Regions from separate parts of the Mus musculus genome. Here region 2 is linked to region 1. Evidence: chromatin loops called from intact Hi-C (ENCODE). Cell type or tissue: left cerebral cortex. All regions are shown on one strand. Each heading gives the region's core, and the rest is flanking DNA. Links, peaks and the distances in the headings are about the cores only. Region 1 holds the start of Olfr1337 (olfactory receptor 1337). Region 2 holds the start of Olfr1340 (olfactory receptor 1340).

What was found. Peaks named below come from ENCODE experiments on the same cell type or tissue, not always from the same donor. Only the 100,000 strongest peaks of a DNase experiment are listed, where the experiment ranks them.
Region 2: a loop joins it to region 1, with 2.0 times the contacts of the local background. A loop is called at or near these places in 4 of 42 quality-filtered maps.

Annotation. Positions count from the first base shown.
Region 1 is chr4:118,777,857-118,789,362 of GRCm38, reverse strand. Olfr1337 (olfactory receptor 1337) reads left to right here and starts at 6,777. Exons shown (of 1, transcript NM_146309.3): 1 at 6,777-7,727. The coding sequence starts at 6,780. The coding sequence ends at 7,727. In left cerebral cortex, for the core only: no CTCF peak of the experiment used is centred there; no DNase peak of the experiment used is centred there.
Region 2 is chr4:118,723,244-118,734,749 of GRCm38, reverse strand. It overlaps Olfr1340 (olfactory receptor 1340), which reads right to left and starts at 8,501. Exons shown (of 1, transcript NM_146304.2): 1 at 7,554-8,501. The coding sequence starts at 8,501. The coding sequence ends at 7,554. It overlaps Olfr1339 (olfactory receptor 1339), which reads right to left and starts at 219. Exons shown (of 1, transcript NM_146852.2): 1 at 1-219. The coding sequence starts at 219. It also overlaps the pseudogene Gm21942. In left cerebral cortex, for the core only: a CTCF peak has its summit at 5,713 (motif pointing right); no DNase peak of the experiment used is centred there.

The DNA.
Region 1 (11,506 bases), core at 1,241-9,240:
GTGCTAGAAAACTGAGTGTATTTAGCAGCAAGCCCCTGATATGACAATTTCATCTAAGAAAATAAAACTGGCATGTATACTTTTATCACTCAGAAAGGTATAACATAGTCCCTCTTCCCATTTTTTCCTCTTTTGTCTCTTTTGCGGTATCTGAAATACACTTTCTGTGAGAGATGGACCTTTTTCACTTTTATCAAGTATCATTCCTAACATGTGATGGCTTTTCTGCCTTGTTGTAGAAATCCATGTCTTAGTCAAATGTTCTCTCTGTGTCTCTCTCTTTCTCTGTCTCTCTGTCTTTCTCTTTCTCTCTGTCTCTCCCTCTCCTCTTCCTCTCCTCCCCTCCCCTCCCCTCCCCTCCCCTCTCCTCTTCTCTCCTCTCCTCTCCTCTCCTCTCCTCTCCTCTCCTCTCCTCTCCTCTCCTCTCCTCTCCTCTCCTCTCCTCTTCTAGTGAATCTATAATAAAATCTTTATGAATAAACCCAACAGAGCCAGGGTGGCTGCATCATCCTACATGTGACACTCAGTTCTGTCTGCTTCTCTCTGAACCTCTGTCTCCTTATTGATCCTGGGAGAGAAGAGTCTGCCTGGACTCCACTGCCTGTGCAGAGCTAATGGGGATCACCAACACCAGTGAGAAGAGTTGGGGTCAGAGCTGTGGGACAATGCTTAGCAACAGCATTGTAGGGGCCAGGGCTGTGCCATGATGCTTCTGATTAGAGCTGATTGTTATTACTGAGGTGTAAATACACTGATCATAGCCAGCTTCATGGTTACCAACAAGCCACTGAACAGCAGTTGAGATCACATATCACTACACAGTATTTCAACCAGCAAGTGCACCACACCAGACAACTTCTAGAACACAGACCACAGGAAAATGTAGTTGATCATCAGGATGTAAAGAGTTTTGGAGTTTTTTGCCTTTTTTTTTTTTTTTTGATGTTATAAATCAAAATCCAGACTCAAGCATTCTATTTACTCAGGTGTTACAGAGCTTAGCACCATTCTCAGATATTCTGTCTTTATTCCAATACAACTTACTTTACTGTCATTTATATAATTAACTTTTAATAGTCACTGTGTTTATGGAATACCTCGCAGAAATTCTTTTTTGTTTGTTTGCTTGCTTCCTTGTTTGTTTTTAAAACGTGGTTTCTCTCCGTATCCTTAGCTGAACTGGCTTGGCTTGCTCAGTAGAGCAGGCTGGCTTTGAACTTATAAAACACAGCTGTTTCTGCCTCCCAAGTCTTGAGATGAAACTCATGCACCACACAGTCCTGTGCTCACAGGAATTCTAAAACCTTATCGATCCAACAAGGAAGATGTTTATAGTCCTGGGTTCTCCTTCTGGATAGTTGGGAATTGGAGACTCAGACAGAAGGCAGGGATAGAAACTCAAGGTCACGGACCATAGGCCAGTACTTGCGGCAGGTGCAGCACATCATCACATTTTAGTCTAGCAAGCCTGGAAGGGAAGCGGTTACTTCTGGATTCTACAGAAGAGGAAACCAAGGCAGAACAACAATGTGTTAAGGAGAGCATGCTCCAGAGTTTGATATATTTGGTCCCCAGTTTTATTCCCATCCAAGATTCATGAGCCCCTGGGAGAGTTTCCTCTGTACACTGTCATGAGAATGTCATGTTGACTTCCATGTTGCTGTTTCATGGTTGACTCTTTTTTCTTGTCTCTGCTTATGCGTATGAGCATGTTGCCTCCAACTCCACAAGCATGCCTGAACCCTGGGGAAGTCACTAGAAGCTACCAGATCCTCTATAACTCATGATATAGATGGTTGTGAGCTGCTATTTGCATGCTGGGAACCAAACTAGGGCCTCTGCCTGAGTAAGAAACTGTCTTTTTCTGAAAGCTACCGTTAAGCCACCATGGTTGTTCTCACTTTATAAGCACTAGAGTGGCTAGGTTACTTGCTCACATATACAGCAGGAAGGAAAGTCTTTGGTTTGCCCCACGGTAATTAAGGAAGGAAGAGGAGTGTGATTCAAATATGGTCTCATCATTGCTTGTCTGGACACAGTTTGGAGAGCAAAAGGAATCACAGTGAGAACTTGTTCTTGACCTGTGTATCAGCTGACCACATTCCATCTCCTGTTATCTGAGCTGTGCTTATTCCCAAGTTAGTCTATAATAGGGAACAGTTTACCACCCCTTCACTCGTGGGCTGTCTCCTCCTGCTCAGACCTCAAGGGTCTCACTTGTAGTGCTCTTGTTTATACTATCCCAGGAATCATCTAACCATCCCAATTGGGAACAGAAATGAGCCTTTCTGTTCTCTCCTGGGGGAAGCTAAGGGAGAAGGCCAAGTCACAAAAACTCAGCTGCTGGTCCCACTGTGAAGAAGTAAAAATGTCTGAGCTTGCCTTTGTTAAGCAGGATTTTATAGACACCATCTTCAAGAGCCAGTGTTGCCTAGCCTTTGTAAAGGGTGAACCCTTGAAAGAGACTCAGCCCCTTAAACTCCATAGCACCTTGGCATTTTTTTTCTGGAGTCTGGGCTGCCTAGCATGCTGTACCTCTTCACTCTGTTCCTTTAGGGAAATTCCCCTTTAGCCTTGCTCTTGTAAGACCAAGAAACAGCCACTCATTGACACATCCCTGGATTTACAAGTGGTAAGGTGGTCACTGGTGTTTGGCTTGTGAGTGGGGTCAGACACATGATGGGCTGTAGGTGACTAGAAGGCATGCCATCCATCTCCTCCTCCTCTGTGCGTACATCTCAAACTCCCAGACCTCTTCTGCCTTCTCCTACTCTTCTATCTTCTCTTTCGCAACCTTGTTTCCTCCTTTCTACCTTTATTATTTTAATGAATATTTATAGAGAGTTTGTTTCAAATCATGCTGATAAAGAAAGAATGTGGAGTCCTAAGCTGAAAGAGCTCAAGCCAAGCAGAAAGCCCTGTCTATGAGGGAGCAGTGAAGGTCAGTGACTCTGAAGATGTCTTCCCACACCACAGAGACACAGCTTGATGCTCTTTGTAGCCATGGCCATCATGATTTTCTTTTTTGGGGTGAGGCAAGCAAGTCTGCTGTAGCATAGTACTGATTTCTGTAGACTACTGATCTTAAGCCTTCCAGATGCTATATTTGTGGATTGGAGCTACCTGTGTAACATCATATAACCTTGCACTCAATACTGATGTCTTCATTTGCAGTATTGGGCTCACAGATTTGGCCCAGCAGCCCTGGTGGAACACTGTAAGCTAAATCGGAGGCCACTGAGCTGGGAAAACATAATAGACTCTGCATGACTAAATGATCTTCCCATGCTTGCAAATGCCACCTCAGATACTCTTTCCTTGGATTCTTCTTCTTTAGTACACTCCAGGGCCTCCCACAGTCAGACAAGAGGGAAATCTGTCCAGGAGAGCTGGTCTGTGGGTAGCCAGTAAGCTCTGTCCTGGGAGCTCTGGTCTGTGCACAATCTCAATGAGCTCAATTTTAGGACACTGAAGTCTGCATTCTTCAGCACCACCTTGAGAACTTGTGTGCCAGAGCAGAGCAGGCAGTGACTGAGAGCCAGGCTCTGAGGCCAGACCACCTCAACTTCCACTTCTCTCATGCCAATGTTGTAATCTGGAACAAACTGACCTTTCCAGTCCTATGTTCCCATCTATAACACACAGGTAATAACACTTCTTTCAGTGAGTTGTGATGTTAGCCTAAACTTAGGAGAACAATGACTGGAATGTAGAAATTATTCAAAAATTAATATTAGTTATTTTTATTATTGCAAAGTCTAGAAAAGCATCCATTCAGTCATACCCTACTCTAGACAATTCTTTATTAATGTCTGGGAATTCAGTCACTAGGAGAGAAAGAAAGACTCCTCTAGGATTCTTCAGACTGTAACCAGGGAATAAACAGGAAATACAGGATATATCCTACCTGGGTTAGGGGTGGAAGGGAAGCATTCCTGGCAGAGCTGTGCCCTAAGGTGGGAGAGAGGCAGAGGTGTACAGGACACAGTGTGCTTGCATGGAGATTTGTACATGGAGACAGGGGAGGTGGAGGAGACAGCTGCATCCTGAGGCTTAGTCTTCACAGAGCAGGCAGGTTGGCATGAGCAGTGTGCCTGCCTCAAATGATGGGGCTTCAGAATTGTTAAAAGGCTTTCAGCTGGGGCCACATAGGACCAGCTTGAAAATTCTTGAAAAATCCCTGTAGCAGTCTCATGAAGAATGTGTTGACCCAGATGAATACCCAGCCAGAGAGGAAAGTGAACACCAAGTCCTGCCCCTAAACAAGAACTCACTTGCAACTGATACCCACTAGGAACGAGGAGGTCAGTTTTCTCCAGTAGAGTCTCACTGTACGTCTCTGTCACACCCCAAGGTAAGCCACTTGGTCAGGAGCAGTCGGCCAACAGGAAAGTGACTCCATGGTTCTGTTTTGTTTGTTTCTTTCTTCTAGGTGTTTTGTTGTTGTTGTTGTTGTTTGTTTGTTTTTTAAATTTTGTTGTTTCTTTTTCTTTTATATCTTTTGTCTTGAAAGATAATTTGGGAGGAGAAAGAACATGAAGTTGGGTGGGGAGAATCTGAGAGATGTGAAGGAGGAGAAGAATATTTTCAATGTGCAGTGTACAAAAACAGGTTTTAAGATACTTTTTAGACTTCTTTATTTAATATGAATACACTGTCACTGTCTTTAGACACACCAGAAGACAGCATCAGACCCCATTATTGATGGCTGTGAACTACCATATGGTTTCTGGGTGTTGAATTCAGTACCTCTGGAAGAGCAGTCACTGCTCCTAACTGCTGAGCCATCTCTCCAGCCCCTGACAAATTATTTTAATTAAAAAAAAAAGACTGTATTGAAGAGGGAAAATTTAGAAGTAAGGGTCACATGGAGATGGATACAGGAATAACAGAAGAGAGGATGGATGGTCTCCTGACCTGGGTGAAAGAAAGGACAACTGTGTGTATGATGAGCAGGGACTGGTCAGGAGAGGGGACGGGGACAGGGAAAGTGAAGACTGGGGATGGCTTCAAGTCTCTTTCATGTTTCTACTCCCATCAAAACATCTCCTGCCCTAAGCACTGTCTTGCTCATCAGCATATGAGTGGAGCCCTACTTAAGACTATTAAGAATAGTGTTTGAAAATTTCCTTTACATGCCTTTCCTTGATCATATGTTTGTATGTGTCTATGTGCTTACATATTGTTTCAGAATTATACTTAATATTTGTATTGTTGGACAATGCATTGAGTGTGTTCAACCTTAGGGAGCACAGCCAAGCACCACTAAAGGGATCACTTTAATTTTCTCCCCTGTTGGATCTAGTTACCCCTGTTAATACTAGACACGTGTTACTGCAGCCAGGCTGGTAGGTGTGTGGGGATGTGAGCCTGAGAAGCAGAGGTGGGCGTGGCTCTGTGGTGTCCTCTGCAATGTCCAGATGAGTGATGGTGCTGAGAACCTCTTACCCTCATCAGTGCCCAATAGACAGCTGCCTCCGTGAAAGGCCTTCAGTAGTGTTCTCTGTTCTCCTGGAGTGTCTGATGTTCTGTTTGTGCTTTTCTAAGTCTTTGTAGAAATTCATTGAGTACTGGTTTTGACTTTTCCAGCTTACCACTATTTTTTACTCCATGGAAAGTACTTTTTGTGTTCCTTTAAGAAAATCTTTGCTTATTCAAAAATGACAAAGTTTTGATGATATTTATTAGGTTTGATTCTAAAAATAAATTTGATTGCTTTAGATTTACCCCTTAAATCCACAGTGCAATGGATATATTTTGTGCAGAGGGAGGTGGGGATTTTCCTGGCAGAAACACAGTGTCCCCAGTGCAGTGCACACATGGGCTTCACAGTGTCCCCAGTGCACACATGTGCTTCTATCCGTATTCATTTGACCTTATGTGCATAGGCCTGGGTTTCATTTGTTCTGTCTTTTCATCTATTTGTTTACTAATTTTTGCATGTCAGTGGCAGCCATGCCTCTGTCAGTCTGTTTCTCTGTCTTTCTCTTAGTGTGTATGTGTGTGTTTGTGTGTGTGTGTGTGTGTGTGTGTGTGTGTGTGTGTGTGAGAGAGAGAGAGAGAGAGAGAGAGAGAGAGAGAGAGAGAGAGGAAGAGAGAGAGAGAGAGAGACTAAGAGAGAGAGAGAGAGAGACTAAGAGAGAGATCAGAGACTAATAAGCAAACTTTCCTCAGTTGCTATGCTATTCGTCTTATTCATTGAGGCAGGGTCTCTCAGTTGACTCTAGTTCTCATCATTTCAGCGAGGGTAGCTTATCCCTCTTGCTGTGGGGACTTCCTGTCTCTGCCTTCTCAGAGACGGATTGAAAGTGTGAGACAGCATATGACATGTTTCCAGGAGTTATGTGAGAAGCTTTAGCTATTCATCACAATCCCAGGCCATGACTATCAACAGTCTCATTAAGTAGATGAAGAGACTGAGGCTTTGGGAGGTTCATGACTTAAGAAGAATACACAGGATCTGACCACTGAGCTCAGGACCCACATCCCAGACTTGTTTTATTTAAACTAAAGAGTGTTCTATTTTATTTTATGTCTTTAGGTCTTTGTCTATATGATGCTTGCTTAACATGTGTGAGTCTGGCCTGTGGAGGTGAGAGAAAGAGTCAAATCCTATGGAACTAGAGTTAGACACAGCTTTGAGCTGTCTGGTCCCCTTAGAAACCACACAGTGCTTCACCTTTGAGCCATCTCCTCAGTCTGTATCTTCCCTTTCTGCCTCTATCGATGTCATGTGTCAGGTAACACATGGAATAATGGATTCTCTTACAGCCTCCACCATGTGGATGATTCCAGGGCAGAACCAAAGTTGGGTTTCTGAGTTCATCTTGATTGGCTTCTCCAGTGACCCCACGACCAACAGCATCCTCTTCATTGTCTTCCTTCTCATGTACCTGAGCTCAGTCCTGGGCAATGGGCTCATCATCATGCTGGTCTGCCTGGACACACAGCTGCACACTCCCATGTACTTCTTCCTCTGTACCATCTCCCTGTTGGATATGGGCTATGTCACCACCACCATGCCCCAGATGTTGGTGCATCTTCTTGCTCACTCTCAGACCATCTCCTTTGCTGGCTGCTGGCTGCAGATGTATGTGTTTGGTGCCCTGGGTATGACTGAGTGCACCTTCTTTGTTGTCATGGCTTATGACCAGTATGTGGCCATTTGCTATCCACTGCGCTATACTGTCATCCTCAACTGGGGCTTGTGCATACGGTTGGCAGGAGGGTCTTGGATATGTGGTTTATTTTCTTCTTTGTTACATACTTTCTTCACCATGAGTCTGCCATATTGTGGACCCAACAGGATCAACCACTACTTCTGTGAAGGTCCTTCAGTGCGTAGCCTGGCTTGCATGGATACTCATGTCATTGAGATGGTGGACTTTGTATTGAGTGTTTTTGTGGTTGTTATTCCAATCTCCCTCATTGTGGCCTCCTACATTGGTATTGCCATGGCGATTCTCAAGATCAAGTCCAACCAGGGCCGTTGCAAGGCTTTCTCTACCTGTGCCTCCCACCTGACTGTGGTCACATTCTTCTATGCTCCAGCCAGTTACATCTACATGAGGCCAAACTCCAGCTACTCCCCTGAGCGAGACAAGCAGATCTCACTCTTTTACAATGTCTTCACAGCCTTGCTCAACCCTGTGGTCTACAGCTTGAGAAACAAAGATATCAAGAGGGCATTTCTCAAGGTGATGGGACATGGTAGGCTGGCCTGGTAAACCAGAATACTGGGAAGCTTGAGTCTGAGTATTCACTATTTATGAAAAGTACAGTTTCTTTCTTTTGTGAAATCAATATATGCATTTGAACCAATGTAGTATTTAGTAATTGGAACAAAACATCATGAAACCAACATTGTTGTCCTGATTGACAGGTGTCACTAAGGTATAATCCTAAACACCTCAGTAATGTTACTGGATGGTAATGGCAATGGTTCACTTGTTGCTCATGTTTTTAGCTCTGGGGTGTGACCTTCTCTGTTCTCATGTTCATTCTTAAGGAGGAATGTTATATCCAACATGTTATCTGGACCAAGGCAACTTTTATAAGGACAGCATTTAATTGGGGCTGGCTCTCAGGTTCATTATCATCAGGGGGCAGGAAGAAGGGCAGTTTCCTGAAAGGCAGGAAGGATCTGAGAGTTCAACATCTTCATCAGAAGGCTGCTAGAATACTGGCTTTCAGGCAGTCAGCATGAGGGTCTTAAAGCCCACACCCATAGTGACACACCTACTCCAACAAGGCCACACCTCCAAATAGAACCACTCCATGGGCTAAGCACATTCAAACCATCATCCCATGCTATTACGAAAGGTAAGAAAGAGTGGAAATAATAAAAATGACCCAGCTTTTCTACAGTGGTCTGCTTCTATTTCCACCCATTCTTGTGGCCAAATCAAGTAGTACTGTCCAGGCTGACAGCAGGAGGTGAGAAGTTTTTTGTCTGTTGAGAAGAAATCTACATAGCTATAGTCTGATGCGTTGGTTCCCTTACGGACAAGGCAGCAAGTAATATGCATCACGTAACCTGGAATAGTTCACAGGAAACAACAGCATATCTATAAACCAACACAAAACATGCCTGCTGTGGATAGCAGGATACTAGAGACAACTTGTAGACTGAGGCAGTGTATACTAAGTACCTCAGCATGTGCTGTCATGACAAAATTAAGCTGATAATTTGTGGCACAGAATCAATACAGCTCAGAGAGCAAATATCACATATATGTTCAGTGTGGTCTATGGGTGGCTATGGTGACCTCTCCTGTGAAATGATGTGCTGCTGAAAGAGAAGGAGCTGGGTTCTCATCAGAACCTCCCAATGTCTGCTCTAAGTTGCATGCAGCATCCAAGGGTGTGTCTCACCTTTGGCTACCCTCTGCTGATTCCCTTCCAACCCTACAATGGTGGTGAGTATGAACTGTCTGTCATATGCAAAGTAGCTCTTCTCTCACCAAACACCACATTCCTCTGTGGTTCGGTGCCTGAACCATTCTTTCCCTAATGTGGCCTCAACCCCTGATTTTATTCTGTTGCCACATATTGCGGAGATAGGGTACCCTTCATTCATAGTTTATGCTCAGTACTATTGTTTACATATATATTTATCTTTTGAGAAGTCTCCAATATCCTAGGCTAGTTGGGAACATTCCATATTCCTTAAGATATCTTTGAGTTTTTTAATCTTTCTGCCTCTACCTCCCCAGTGTTAGGATTAAGGGATTGGGCACTACAGCTGGGGGGAATTTTTGATTCTTGGATGATGTCTTGTGATTATAAACGTTTTCAAATTGATAAAATCCAGTTCATACACTACTTTTTTGAGACAGATACACTCTATGTAACCGTGCCTTGCCTAGAACTCACTGTGTAGACCCAGCTAGCTTCAAATTAATAGAGATCCTCCAGCCTACTTAAAGACATTAAAGGCATACTACACTGCTCCTGGCCAAGCACTTGAATCTCTTGTTATTTTTTCATTAGATCTACAAGATTGTTTTCGTGATCCCATGTTATGAAGATTTACTCCTGTGTTTTGTTTTTAAAGTTTCTTTTAGGCTTGTATTTTAATTTTTTTGTCTTACTATTTTTATTTATTATTTATTTGAAAAATTTTCACAATGCACCCAATCACACTCACTTCCTAGCCCTCCCATGTGTACTCCCAGACCCTTGTACCCTCCCCCACCAATAAAAGAAAAAGAAAAGAAAACAAAGGAAAACCACACCAATCTAATTAGTGTTGCCCATGTCCTGACTAGAGTGTTAAACTCTCAGCGTCTAATCCCTAAAAGATAACTGAGTCCTTCCTCAGCCCAAGCCCATGCCAGAAGTCATCTACTGTGAAGACTTACATGTCAGCACCCCATCACTTTTTTGTGAGCTTTCTTCAATGGATTCCTGTCTGCATTATTTCTTTTTACTAGTGTGTGTTGGGAGATTGTCAGAGAAGCCTTCAGTGTCTCTTATACTCAACTATGAGTCTACAATTGTCACTGATACCACTACAAAGGAAGCTTCCTTACCCATCACAACCAACAGTAGACTGGATCATTGACTTCCACATAGTTCTGGTGACAGCATGGAACACGGGCACCAACACGACACTCAGCTGCAGCACAGACCACTGGCATCCAGATGGGCCACAGACATCAACATGGAATGGGGCAGCAACATGAACTACTGACATCACTATGTCCCCTGGCTGTATCACAAACCATGGACACAAACATGGTCTCTGGTTGCAGTACAGACTGTGGAGGTTTGTCGGGGCTACACAATCCAGAGGGTAAACCATTCTCCATCTTGTCCAACACTGTCCTTCTCCCAGCAGGATAAGCAGGATGGGCTTCAGTGTGAAGGCTCCATGTTGTAGGCTGTCCAGCTGGTCCTGCTCATGGTAGGCAAAGGACCAGCCCTATTCAGCAATGACATGTTTCCTATAGCCACACTCTCCTAGTGCTCCCATAAGCTTTGCTACCTTATCCATCATTTCACCATTCTCCTTCCAATTTCATGACACCTCTGTCTAAAAACTTCTTTCCATTAGATCTGCCTCTCTAAAAATGTTGTTCTACAGATACTTCAGGCTCTGCAAACTCCTCCACCATCATCATGTCCCTGCTTAAAGCCCCTGTGTGTATCTCTCATGCTCACCAGAGCTGCTGTGTGATCATGAAGGTTCCAGCAGCTACTGTCATCTTGAATCCAATTCCTGTTAGGTTTTGATCCATTCTGAATTATTTTTGTGGACAGTATATGGTAATGGCTAGATTATATTCTTTTCATATAGATTTCCATGTTAGTAATCCATATTTTTGGAAAATATTATGTTTTCCACAGTGAAAGATTATGTCCTCAACTAGTATAATGTCAATAAGTTTTAGTGCTGAAGTGAGTGTCCTAGTCTACTAGATTCTATGATTTTTCTGGTTTGCTATGGCTTTCTGGATGATTTCAAAAGTGTTAAACATGAGTTCTTGCCCTTTGTCCTTCTTTCAAGAGACTGTTTGGTCTTGTCTTAGTCCCTTGTTTATTGCTATGAAGACAATGTTGCCATGGCAACTCTTGTAAAGGAAAGCACGTAATTGTGGCCTTGCTTACAGTTTTACATGTTTCGTCCATTATTTATCACCATGGTATGGTATGGAGGCACTCATGGCTCTGGAGAAGTAGCTGAGAGCTTCATCCTAATTTACTGGTAGAAAGACACTGGACTTGACATGGCCTTTTGAAACTTCAAAGTCCACTTCCAGTCACACATTTCTTCCAACTAAGCCATACCTCCTAATTCTTCTAATTCTTCCAAAGTATTCCACTCTTTGGTGATGAAGTATTCAAATATGTGAACCTATGGGCCATTCTTATTACAACCACCACAAGACTCTTCTGGGCCCCTTGCACTTAACATTAAACTTTAAGATCCATTTGGCAATTTCAAGAGAATGACTGCTAGGATTATGATAGAAGCTCATTGAATCTGAGTATCTGTTTAGGA
Region 2 (11,506 bases), core at 1,384-9,383, 55 kb after region 1:
ATCCAGCATGGAAAGGACACTGAGGAAGAAGTACATGGGTGTATGGAGACGGGAGTCCAGGTGGATCAAGGTGACAATGAGCCCATTGCCCACAAGCGTAGAGAGGTAGAGGAAGAAGAAGACATTGAAGAGGATTATATTAAGTTGGAAATTACTGGAGAAACCCAGAAGGATGAACTCAGACACGGAGCTGTGATTCTCATAGGAGGAGCCTTGCATTCTTCCACTGCAAACAGAAATGGACCTAGTGGCACATCTTAGAACGCACAGTTAGTCACTTTGCCCATCCCAAGACCTTAATCTTTCTTGGGATCGATGTCAGTTCCAAGACTGAGGTCTAAGTTCTGGATGTTTTGTGTCTTAGGCCAGAGCCTCCAGAACATCTTTTCCCTTCATTATTCTACACACACACAAATGTCCCCTGCTTCCCCCTCTGTTGAGACCTGCCCTTACACACTTCACTGTTTCATCTCCCTGGTGCAGGCTACAGAAAGGGAAGAAGAGAATGAGACACTTCTCCTCCTTTCTGAAGGCATATATGTCCAGCACCCTTTCTATGAACATCTGAGAGAGTTGGAGATGTGGGGAGAATATACAACTTCAAAAGCAGAGGAAGTTCTTAGTAAATTTTACTTGTATCTGTGTTTGTCTATCCTCTGGACGCTTTTGACACTTTCTGTTAGGTAGAGTCACTCAACAGTTCTGCTTCATCCTGCTCTTACTCACCCCCAAGCAAGAACCTTTCTGCTTGACTCGATAAGCTGACTTCTACTTAAGACAGACTAGTAGCTGCTTTCTACGCTTTGGGGCAGATGCCAGACTGCACTGGGTTCTGTGGGGTGAACTGGGCTGTAAATGAGTAAGATGAGATGTCAGGACCAGAACATGGGGTTGGAGGAGTTTTAACTAAGGTAGAAATTGGTCAGAGCATGTATACATCAGAGGAATAGACAACAGAAGGAGTGAAGTGACACATCAAGAACTAAGAACAAGCTCCATTAATGTGCCAGGTCCAGTAGGGCAGGGATGAAGGGACAGAGGTGAGGATGAAGTGGACATAGATGCCTGCAATTGTGCCCATCAGAAAGTTCAAGTCCACATTCCAACAGACCAGCCTCAAGGACTCTTCTTCATGGAAGCTTTCGTACATAGTGAAGAAGATCTGGGGTTGAAAATCAGATGCCCAGCCTCAGCTGGATTAAACAATTGGATGGTACCTACAACACAGATGCTACAACACAAATTTAGACTCTCTCCTCACACCTGACTAAAACATCCAACTGTACCTAGTCATGGCAGCAGTCCACATCTGTGGTCCTAACATTCAGGAGGCTGAGATAAGAGGACCTTGGGTTCAAGGCCAGGCAGGGCTCACAGAGAGGTCAAGAGCAGGTTGAGCTACATAGTGAATCCCTGACTCAATGGAAAGAATGATCAAACTATAGGAAGCTCAGATGAGACAGCAAGTTATTGGGAAAGAGCTGAGGACTTACACCAGGTGAGTACAGAGAGAGTCCTTAAGGTCAGCATGGGGTTACATCATTGAGAAAGGATCCTGGTAGATCTGGGCTGGTGGTCTGTGTCTGCAGTAGCCAGGCCATGTGTTGAACAGCATGCTCATTTCTGGATGGTACCTTAACGGGCCTGTGGACAAATCAAAACAGGCTATGAAGAAGGATCAGGAGGCCATGTTGAGTAGAGAAAAATTGAAACAAAGAGGAACATTTCATCTATAGAACCGAGAGGGAAGAGAAGGACTTTGCCACATTTAGGTTTCCCCTAAACCTGGTGCCTGAGCTGCAGAAAGTCCTAATAAACATCTCATTGACAGTCCCTGCTAAAAAACTGACCAGAATGTGAGACAGAGTGGAGAAAGTGAGGGGGGTACAGATGGGCAATCAAAAGAACCAGGAATAGGTAAATGGGGGGGGGGTCAGTCCAATTATGATTGCCTGGGCTGGAGGCATTCCAGAGAGAATGGTAGGGTGCCAGGCTCTACTCTGCTATTGTTCCTCTTCAATGACATTGCACACTCCCTCCTAGTCCCAATGTCTGCCTCAAGCTGTCTGACTCTCATAAAGCCTCAAATAGGATTTCTGAGCCATTACTGTAACTTGCCATCTCCATGCTCACCCTCAGTACCAGTCCTCTTGTCCTGTACCTCCATCTAAGGATCCAAACCTGGGACCGAAGAAGAGAGCCCACTGCTTCATCTCCACAGAAGCAGCCCCTCTCCCTCGAGTTTTCTCTGTCTCAACTGAATAACATAATAACAAATACAGAGATGAAAAGAAGAAGAGAGAGCCATGCTGAGACATCAGGGACCAGAGGAGGACAGAGATCCAGAGAGCATTGAGAAGAGCAGAAACCAGGGATGAAATGCTTGAGGTGAGTGGAAGGGACTTGGAAGCAGGCAACTGTGGGGCAAACAGATGAGGGTTAGGGACAGGAATGGGAGATAGGATGGAGGTGATGGAGACAGATGGAGTGCATCTTGTAGGACTGTGAGGACTGTATGTCTCAGGCAACCTCTGCGGCTTCCTTCCTTACCTGACCTAGGCTCTGTGTGAAGGTTGAGCTAGGAGTGGGTGAGGTTTTCCTTTAACATTCTGCTCCCTGTCCTCAGGGAGGATGAAGCTGAAGTTTCTTAATGAGTCTTCTGTGCCTTCAGGTCCTCTGGGTCCCACTGCAGCCCTTTCAGACCCTGAGCACACAGTTCAACTCTTCCATTTGGTACAGAAGACCTCCATAACCAATGCTCTTGATCCTCTCAACCCCAAGTTTCCTCCCTGTTCTCAAGTCCTTTCCTTTTTCCTCTTTTCTGTCAGTGGAGATGAATATGTGAAGATCAAGTAGAGTAAATGCATGGGTTAAGAAATAAATGCCAGGGTGGGGTCTGGGGACGTGGCTTGGCTGGTAGTAACTTGTTGCCCAAGCATAAGGACCTGAGTTCAGTGCCCAGAGCCTATCCATGTAAAAGTCAGACATGGTGATGTGTACTTGTGATCACAAAGACGTGGAAGCAGAGATTGCAGGATCTTTAGGGTGTGCTCACCCGCTAGCCTAGCCTAATTGGTGAGCTCCAGGCTGATGAGAGACTCTACCTGCAAATAATATAGACCTTGGTAATGACCTAAGGTTACCATCAGGCCTCTTTATGTATGCATACATATACCTGCATATGCATGTTAACATGTAGCTTCATATACATGTGCACATGCATCTACATATACATGTGAACATGCACCTGCATATACATGCAAACATGCGCCTGTGTATACATGTGAACACGCACACATACACAGTGAAGACTTGTAAGGGTGAATGCTAAACAGACATGTCAGGGAAGCTTTCCATAGATCTTGAGAAAAAGAACATGTTCCTCAGGGGGTGTAGGGTCAAGCTATAGATCTCTGCTCAGCCCCTCAAGCTTCTCGTTCTCTCTACTGTGCTCTGCTGGGATCTGGACTATGTTGTGTGCTGAAATTTTGTAGCCCTGAAATACTTTGACTTTCTGGAGGGAAGGGAATATGATTCAAGCAACAGTGGCATCCTTCATAGATCTTAAGCCAAGATGAGGTAATGATAAATACTCTCCATGAGAGCAAAACCGAGGAAGACTTAAAATCAAATACTGGTCCTACCACTTAATAAGAGTGCAATAGTTGACAAAAGGGCAACCCTCTGTACCTCACTTTTCACAATAGCAAACTGAAGCAATTGTAAGACAGGACAGTTTATAGGGCTAAATATAAACATATATGAAACAGTTGTAGCAAATATACCTATAATTTAGGTTGGATCTGATGGTCTAATTTATTTATTCCAGTGGGTGCTCATAAATCTGTCCACACTGGATTGTGAGGTAGCATAGGGAGATGACGCCACCATGGGTTGCGAAGAACCTTGGATTGGGAAAGTCAGGAGTTTGGGGTGTGGGGACCTTGAGTGCCAGGATAAGGTGATGAAAGTTGTTCTTAGGGCTTAAGAAGATTGTGGTAGGACCTGGAGGACTTCAAACCATAGACGGCATATAAAACATGGAAATAGGGTCTGGGAGATAGCTCGGATTAAGTTTCTGCCACTGAGCCAGCTGGTGAGCATCAAGTTCAGTGAGAGATTCTACTCTCCCTCAAGAAAAATAGGGATATGGGGAGCCATATTACATTGGTGAAGCTTCGCCGTCAATTCCTGAGACACAATAATACAGCAATTTCCTAGCCCTCTGGTTCTTGCAATCATTCTGAGCCTTCTTCCATGATGGTCCCAAGCCTTAGTTTGTGTTGTAGATACATTAACTGGAACTGGACACACCACAACCAGTCTCTTTGTGCGTTTTAACCAGTTGTGGTTTTCTGTAATGGTCTCTGTCTGCTACAAAGAGACACATCTTTGGAGGAATGGGATCTACAGTTATCTGAGAAAAAAACCACAATTGCTGTGATATAATGACCCTCACATGTCCATTATATGAGTTGGACAGTTTTCCTGATAATACTTATTGTATTGTTATATACAATTATTTTACATGTTCTTGAGAGTCACTTTTTGATCAACATTTTAAACAGATGTCAATTTATAATCGTCTTAATTTCTGACAGTTTGATGACCTTTTTGCTTCTGGGGCCAGAGTTGAAAGCTTTGTCCATAGTATTAAGAATTCTTAAATTTTCATAGTCTGAAAATAACTAGAAAAATTCTTGAAGAAATACACAGGCTGTTTTATGATTAGGTGAGAAGACAGTAGGAAAGAGACGGTGGGGACCTGGACCAGCCTATGAAGATATTTGAGAAGTTGGTAGTATCAGAGCAGAGGCGTCATGCTAGAAGGTGAGGAAATTGGGTGGGCCTGCTGTGGATTTTCAGTGCCTTGAGAACTCTAAGAAAAAAGGCCCATTTCATCTCCAAAGATGTCCCGCTTGCCCTTCTAATGACCCCAGAGCATTTTTCTTAACAAGTCCCCAAGAAACACAATGAGCATGCATTGCTGGCAACTCTACTTCTATCTTTAGATGCCAAGGCTCCTCCTCCCCAGGGCTTTTCTCCTTCAAGGCTGAGTCTTTCAGGCAGCAAACCCACCCTGGAGACTTCCCTTCAACAGTTCACATCACCCTGAGAGCCAGTGTTCTTTAATGCTTGGGGACATTAGCAACTTTGGAAGACATGATTGCTCTCTATGCTGGCGGGAGTTGTAATGAACAAAGCACACTCTTAGCATTGATTGGTCTTTGGGGATTTTTTTGTAACATTTCAGCCATTCTTAGTCTATAGTTAAAACTTTATTTTTTAGTTTTCTCTATTGAACATTTTTATTGTTTTTTTTTTAATGTATACAATATATTTTGATCCTTTTCCAACTCCCTACCCACCCAAGTTCATGTTCTTTCTCTCCCAAAAATATCAAAACAAACAAATGATATTAAATAAGACAGAAAAGTAACAACACACACACAACCATAAAACTTCCAAACTGGTTAAAAATACCTGGGATGTTTTTAAATTTAATCTTGTGTTTATGTGACAAATGCTGATTTAAAAGATTTTCCTTGTGTTTCTTTTTGCTAAGCAATTTAATAATTTTCCTGAAACTAGAAAGGTAGAAAAATATTTAACTAAGAAAGGATTTCTTTATTTCGTTTTCTTTGTATGGATGCTTTGCTTTTATGCATGTTTATGCAATAGATGCCTGCCTGGTTCTCTCAGAGGCCAGAAGAGGGCATCAGATCCCTTGAAATTGAGTTACAAATGGTCATGAGTCACCATGTGAGTACTGAGAATTGAACCTCGGTCCTCTGCAAGAACAGCCAGTGTTCTAAACCACTGAGTCATCTGTCCAGCCCTTGATAGAAATTTGACTTGGTTTGAAACACCAGAAATGGTTTATTTCCTGATGTGGCAACTGATGTTGTGGGTATGTCCCTCCCCAACCCCCAACTCTTTCTCTGCTGAAAGTATGACTCTGTATGTGCAGTCAGTTGCTACCATGATTGTTCCCATAATGCCTGAATGAATGAATTTGACCTTCACATCTGAGGTTTAGAAACACATGCTTCTGTTAGTAGTTGAATGGCTCTCGCTATCTAAATTTTAAGCCCCACTCTCATTTGAGGTTTAAAACAATTTATAGTACGGACAATAGAACATGGTTATCACCTCCATTTGAGTTCAAAGAGGACTGGATTCTGGAGAGTGTGATTGTTTTTTTCTTAAGATCTCAACAAATTAAGCCAAGATCAAAGCCCAGGGTACTTCCCACTGTCTCATGTCTCTCTGGCATCCGAGGATACCAAGGGAAAATCAGCTGTTGAAAGTGGAAGCCACAACTGGAACAGACTCAACCGCAATAGGAGAGGAGCCCATGACAGCGAAGATCTGAGAGCAGAGCTGACCAACTCAGCTAGGAAGGAACTCTCCCACCAAACCTGTATTGAGACTTTGTTTTGGACTACACATGGTCTATTCACTCAGGATACAGAATGTCACAGTGTAAGGGCTGGAAGGGCTGACTTCTCAACAGAGCTCCAGACTCCAGGGATCTGGCCCTGCACTTATGACCTTAGAATAAAAACCTTTTTCTTTTTTGACACAGGGTCTCACCATATAACTCTGGCTGCCCCTGAACTCTCTGTAGACCAGGCTTGCCCTCAAATTCATGGAGCTCTACCTTCCTCTGCCTCCCGAGTGCTGGGACCAAAGGTGTGTGCTGCCACCACCAGCTAGGGTTCTTTTTAGCCTTCCTCAGTTGTAGCTTTTCATTGTCTCAGCTAAGCCTCAGAATTCTCTCTGGGATGTTTCAGAGTAATGTGATATAATATATCAGAGCCTGGGCCTTGGAACTAAGCCCTGGGCTTCAACCTCTGCCATGTTACTTTCAGCTTGATGACATTTAGAAAATTGATATTTTTGTGTTTCGGTGTCTTTATTTTTATGAAGGAGATATTGCACACCTCTACAGTTAATATGTGAATTAAAAAAAATAAATACATATCAGTCAGGCATCAGAGAGAGGGGATATACCTGTATTTTCAGATATCCAGGAGACTGAATATTTAAGCTGATTATTTAAGTTCAAAACCAGTCAAGGCAATATAGTGACACACACACACCTCAAGGTGAAGAGGAGGAGGAGGAGGAAAAAAAGGAAAGAAAAATGAAAATGAAAACCACCACAAAAAAAAAAGAAGAAAAAAGAAGGCCACTTAAATTATTGAGTGACTGTTATACAAAGGCCACCTTAGTTATTATCATTTGGGCATAATGAATACTACAGAACACATTTGACAGCTGGAAATTAACCCCCCCCCAAAAGTGAGGTGAATGCTGCAAACCAATGTGACCTTTCCAAAACCATAGAAATTGAGTGACACGGCTAATTCTTGGGCACAATTCTTTGAGTCCTTTCCCGGTGTATCCATTAGTAAATTCATGTGGAACATTCTTTTCTTGTGTCTCCCTCATCCTGAGAATCCTCTCTCATTCGATCCAAGAACCTCAGTGAAATTGTGGGTGGCACACCCAAGAGGCCCGAAGTATTGCAGACAGCCTCACTCTTCCTACTGGGTGTCCTCACCCCTTCCAATTAACTTGAAGAAAGCCTTCTTCACATCCTTGTTCCGGAGACTGTAAATAATGGGGTTAAGGAAGGCAGAAATGACATTATAGAACAAGGCCAGCTTCTTATCATCTTCTGGGGAGGCTTCAGAGCCAGGTCTCATGTACATGACCATGCATGGAACACAGAACATGGTGACCACAGTGATGTGTGAAGCACAGGTGGAGAAGGCCTTCATCCGTCCTTGGGTAGAGCAGATCCTTAGAATGGCTATGAAGATCCGAACATATGAGGCCAAAATGAGGGATAATGGGATCAGAAGCAAGATGAAGCCCAGGATGAAGTCTACTTGGTCATTGAGGGATGTGTCTGCACAGGCCAACTTCAAGACAGCAGGGATTTCACAAAAGAAGTGGTTGATCTCATTGGGGCCACAGTAAGGAAGATTCATTGCAAAGACTGTGTAGACAAGGGCACAGATGAGGCCACAAAGGGCAGAGCTGACCACCAGGGCTATGCATAGGGTTTGGCTCATCTTGACTCCATAGTGGAGTGGATAACATATAGCAACATATCTGTCATAGGCCATAGCTGCAAAAATCCAGGTCTCAGTGATGCCTAGTGTCAAGAAAATATACATCTGAATCACACACCCAGTGTAAGAGATAGTCTTAGTCTTGCTTACTAGATGAGCCAACATCTGGGGCACGGTCGTGGTGGCATAACTCAGATCCAGGAGGGAGAGGATGCTGAGAAAGAAATACATGGGTGTGTGGAGACGAGCATCTATTCTAATCAGGGTAACAATGAGTCCATTACCCAGGACTGTAAATAAGTAGAGGAAGAGGAAGAGAAAAAAAAGGATCCAATTGGTCCTGGGGTTTCTGGAGAAGCCCAAGAGGATGAACTCAGTTACAGAGCTGTGATTTCTCCAGCCTCGACTGTGCATGGCCTTCCTTCTAAAGAGAAAAGAGGGAATATTACTGTCCTCCTTGCTAGAATTTGCAAAATCCATGATAAAATTCTTTGTAAAAACCCACAAATGGGGAACTCAAAGTCAAATACTTACCACTATGCCCTGGAAGTAATCTATCCAAATTAGCCTGGCCAGGCTCTAGGTACTTAGTAGAAGTTCCACTAAGTACTTTAATGGTTGTCCAACTAACTACTCCCAATAAACACCAGGGTTACTGTGAAAAAACTGCAAAGGGCAGAAGTCTTATGTCAAAGAAAATACACACACACACACACACACACACACACACACACACACACACACACACATCTTAAACAAGTCGAAAGGAATGCCTGTTGTTTCCGAATGCCATTATTTCAAGACAAGTAGGTACTAGAAGGGGCAATGTAAAACAAACAAGTTTAAAAACACACACATACACATAGAAAGAAAGAATAAAAGACCACAGCACCCAGTTTATCCCTCTGTCCTCTGCCTCTAATTCTGTACAGAACCCACATTTTCAAGAAAAAAACACTTTGTGACCTTGACTACCCTCAAGTGTGGCCCTCTCTCTTGAGTGACAGTGTATTTATTTCTGGTCTGTATACTCATCAAGTTGCTTTTGAATAAAGGTTTCCTGGAACTTTACAAATTAAACAAAAAAACAACCCCCCCCCCACTTTGTTGCTTTAGAAACTCTGTCGCCTCATCCTACCCTCCTGACCCTTCCTACAGTGGTACAGCAAAACGAATTAACATACAATGATAACCATCAGGACTCTAATTTTGAGAGCCTGAGAAGAGTTTTGTCTTCTAACATTTCTCAAAAAGATGAGAGATGTGGACTTGAGAATGGAACTGCTCTTAGTCAGCAGGGGGAAGTCCTCCACAGCTCTGTCTTTCACAGAAGAGGTGAAGGGTGGGCATAGGTGGATCTTCACTTTAAGGTGGACTCAGTCCTCAATGAGAGAATGGCAGCCTAGCAACAGAGGATGTTCCTGACCAGACTCTCACTCTCCGACCCCTTGATGGTTCCTAAATGCCTGCTACAGAATGCTACCACCAGGACTTTCCATCTTTTCTGGGCTCTGAAAAAGGAAATGGACATTTATCAAGAGTCGCCATAAAGAATGCTTCACTGCGCATGATCTGTTTGTCACCACAACCCATTCAGGTCAGAACCACACTTTGTCTCCTTTACAGAGAATTGGAGCTCCAAAGTTGAAACTTAGTACGTAGAGCCAGGACCCAAATCCCAAGTCCTATGGTCTCACCATGTGAAATTGTCATTTGTCTCCCACACCATCAATTTTCCCCAACAGTTTAGCAAAGGTTTCAAGTTTCATCCTGGGCTTCATCTTGCTTCTGATCCCATTATCCCTCATCTTGGCCTCATATGTTTGGATCTTCATAGTCCCCTTTAGATGTCAGTGTGGGAAACCTGACATGCCTACTCAGTTTAAAAGACAGAAAATACCTATTTCACATTTGTCTTAGTCAGGGTTTCTATTCCTGCACAAACATCATGACCAAGAAGCAAGTTGGGGAGGAAGGGGTTTATTCGGCTTACATTTCCATACTGCTGTTGGTCACCAAAGGATGCAGGACTGGAACTCAAGCAGGTCAGAAAGCAGGAGCTGATGCAGAGGCCATGGAGGGATGTACTTTACTGGCTTGCCTCATCTGGCTTGCTCAGCTTGCTCTCTTATAGAACCCAAGACTACCAGCCCAGGGATGGTCCCACCCACAAGGGGCCTTTCCCCCTTGGTCACTAATTGAGAAAATGCCTTACAGTTGGATCTCATGGAGGCATTTCCTCAACTGAAGCTCCTTTCTCTGTGGTAACTCCAGCTGTGTCAAGTTGACACAAAACTAGCCAGTACAATTGACCCCTTGTCAACTTGACACACAAACACATCACTAGTAAGCCTCAATCCTTACAATCTTATTCATCCCCAATATCTAAATAACTTTAAAAGTCCCACAGTCTTTACATATTCTTAAAATTTCAAACTCTTTAAAATGTCCATCTCTTTTAAAATCCAAAGTCATTTTAAAATTAAAGTCTCTTAACTGTGGGCTCCACTAAAACAGTTTCTTCCTTCAAGAGGGAAAATATCAGGGCACAGTCACAATCAAAAGCAAAAGTCAATCTCTAACCGTCCAATGTCTGGGATCCAACTCACGATCTTCTGGGCTCCTCCAAGGGCTTGGGTCACTTCTCCAGCCAGGCCCTTTGTAGCACACACGTCATCCTCTAGGCTCCAGATGCCTGTACTCCACTGCTGCTGCTGCTCTTGGTGGTCATCTCATGGTACTGGCATCTCCAAAACACTGCATGACCCCTTCAGTCCTGGGCCTTCAATTGCAACTGAGGCTGCACCTTCACCAATGGCCTTCCATGGCCTCTCACAGTGCCAAGCCTCAGCTGCTTTGCGTGACCCCTTCATGCCTTCAAAACCAGTACCACCTGGGTGACCCTTACATATTACCAAGTCCTGCTGCAGCAGGAGTACAACCTTGGCCATCTCTGGAACACAGCCTCTTTGTGCTTTCAGAAAACACTTCCCAGAAGATGTCACCTCAATGATGCTGGTCTCTTCTTAATCACCACTAATTTCTTAGCTCCAGCTAACCAGCATCAATAGTCCCAGTAATGCAAAGTTTTTGCTTTGGTAGTTCTGGTATCTTGTTAATCACAGCTGATTCTTCAGCCCCAGCTAACCAGAACTACAGAATCTTCACAATCAAAACAGCAATGGCCCTGAAGAGAGTCTTTAATTTTCCCTCTGAAATTTCACAAACCAGAGCTCCATCTTCTGCAGTGTTCTCAACATTATCTTCCAAGCTCCTACACGACATCCGACAGAGCTCTTAACAACGGATGGATCTACAAGCCCAAAGTTCCAAAGTCCTTCCACAGTCCTCCCCAAAACATGGTCAGGTTGTCACAGGAATACCCCACTCTGCTGGTACCAATTTGTCTTAGTCAGGGT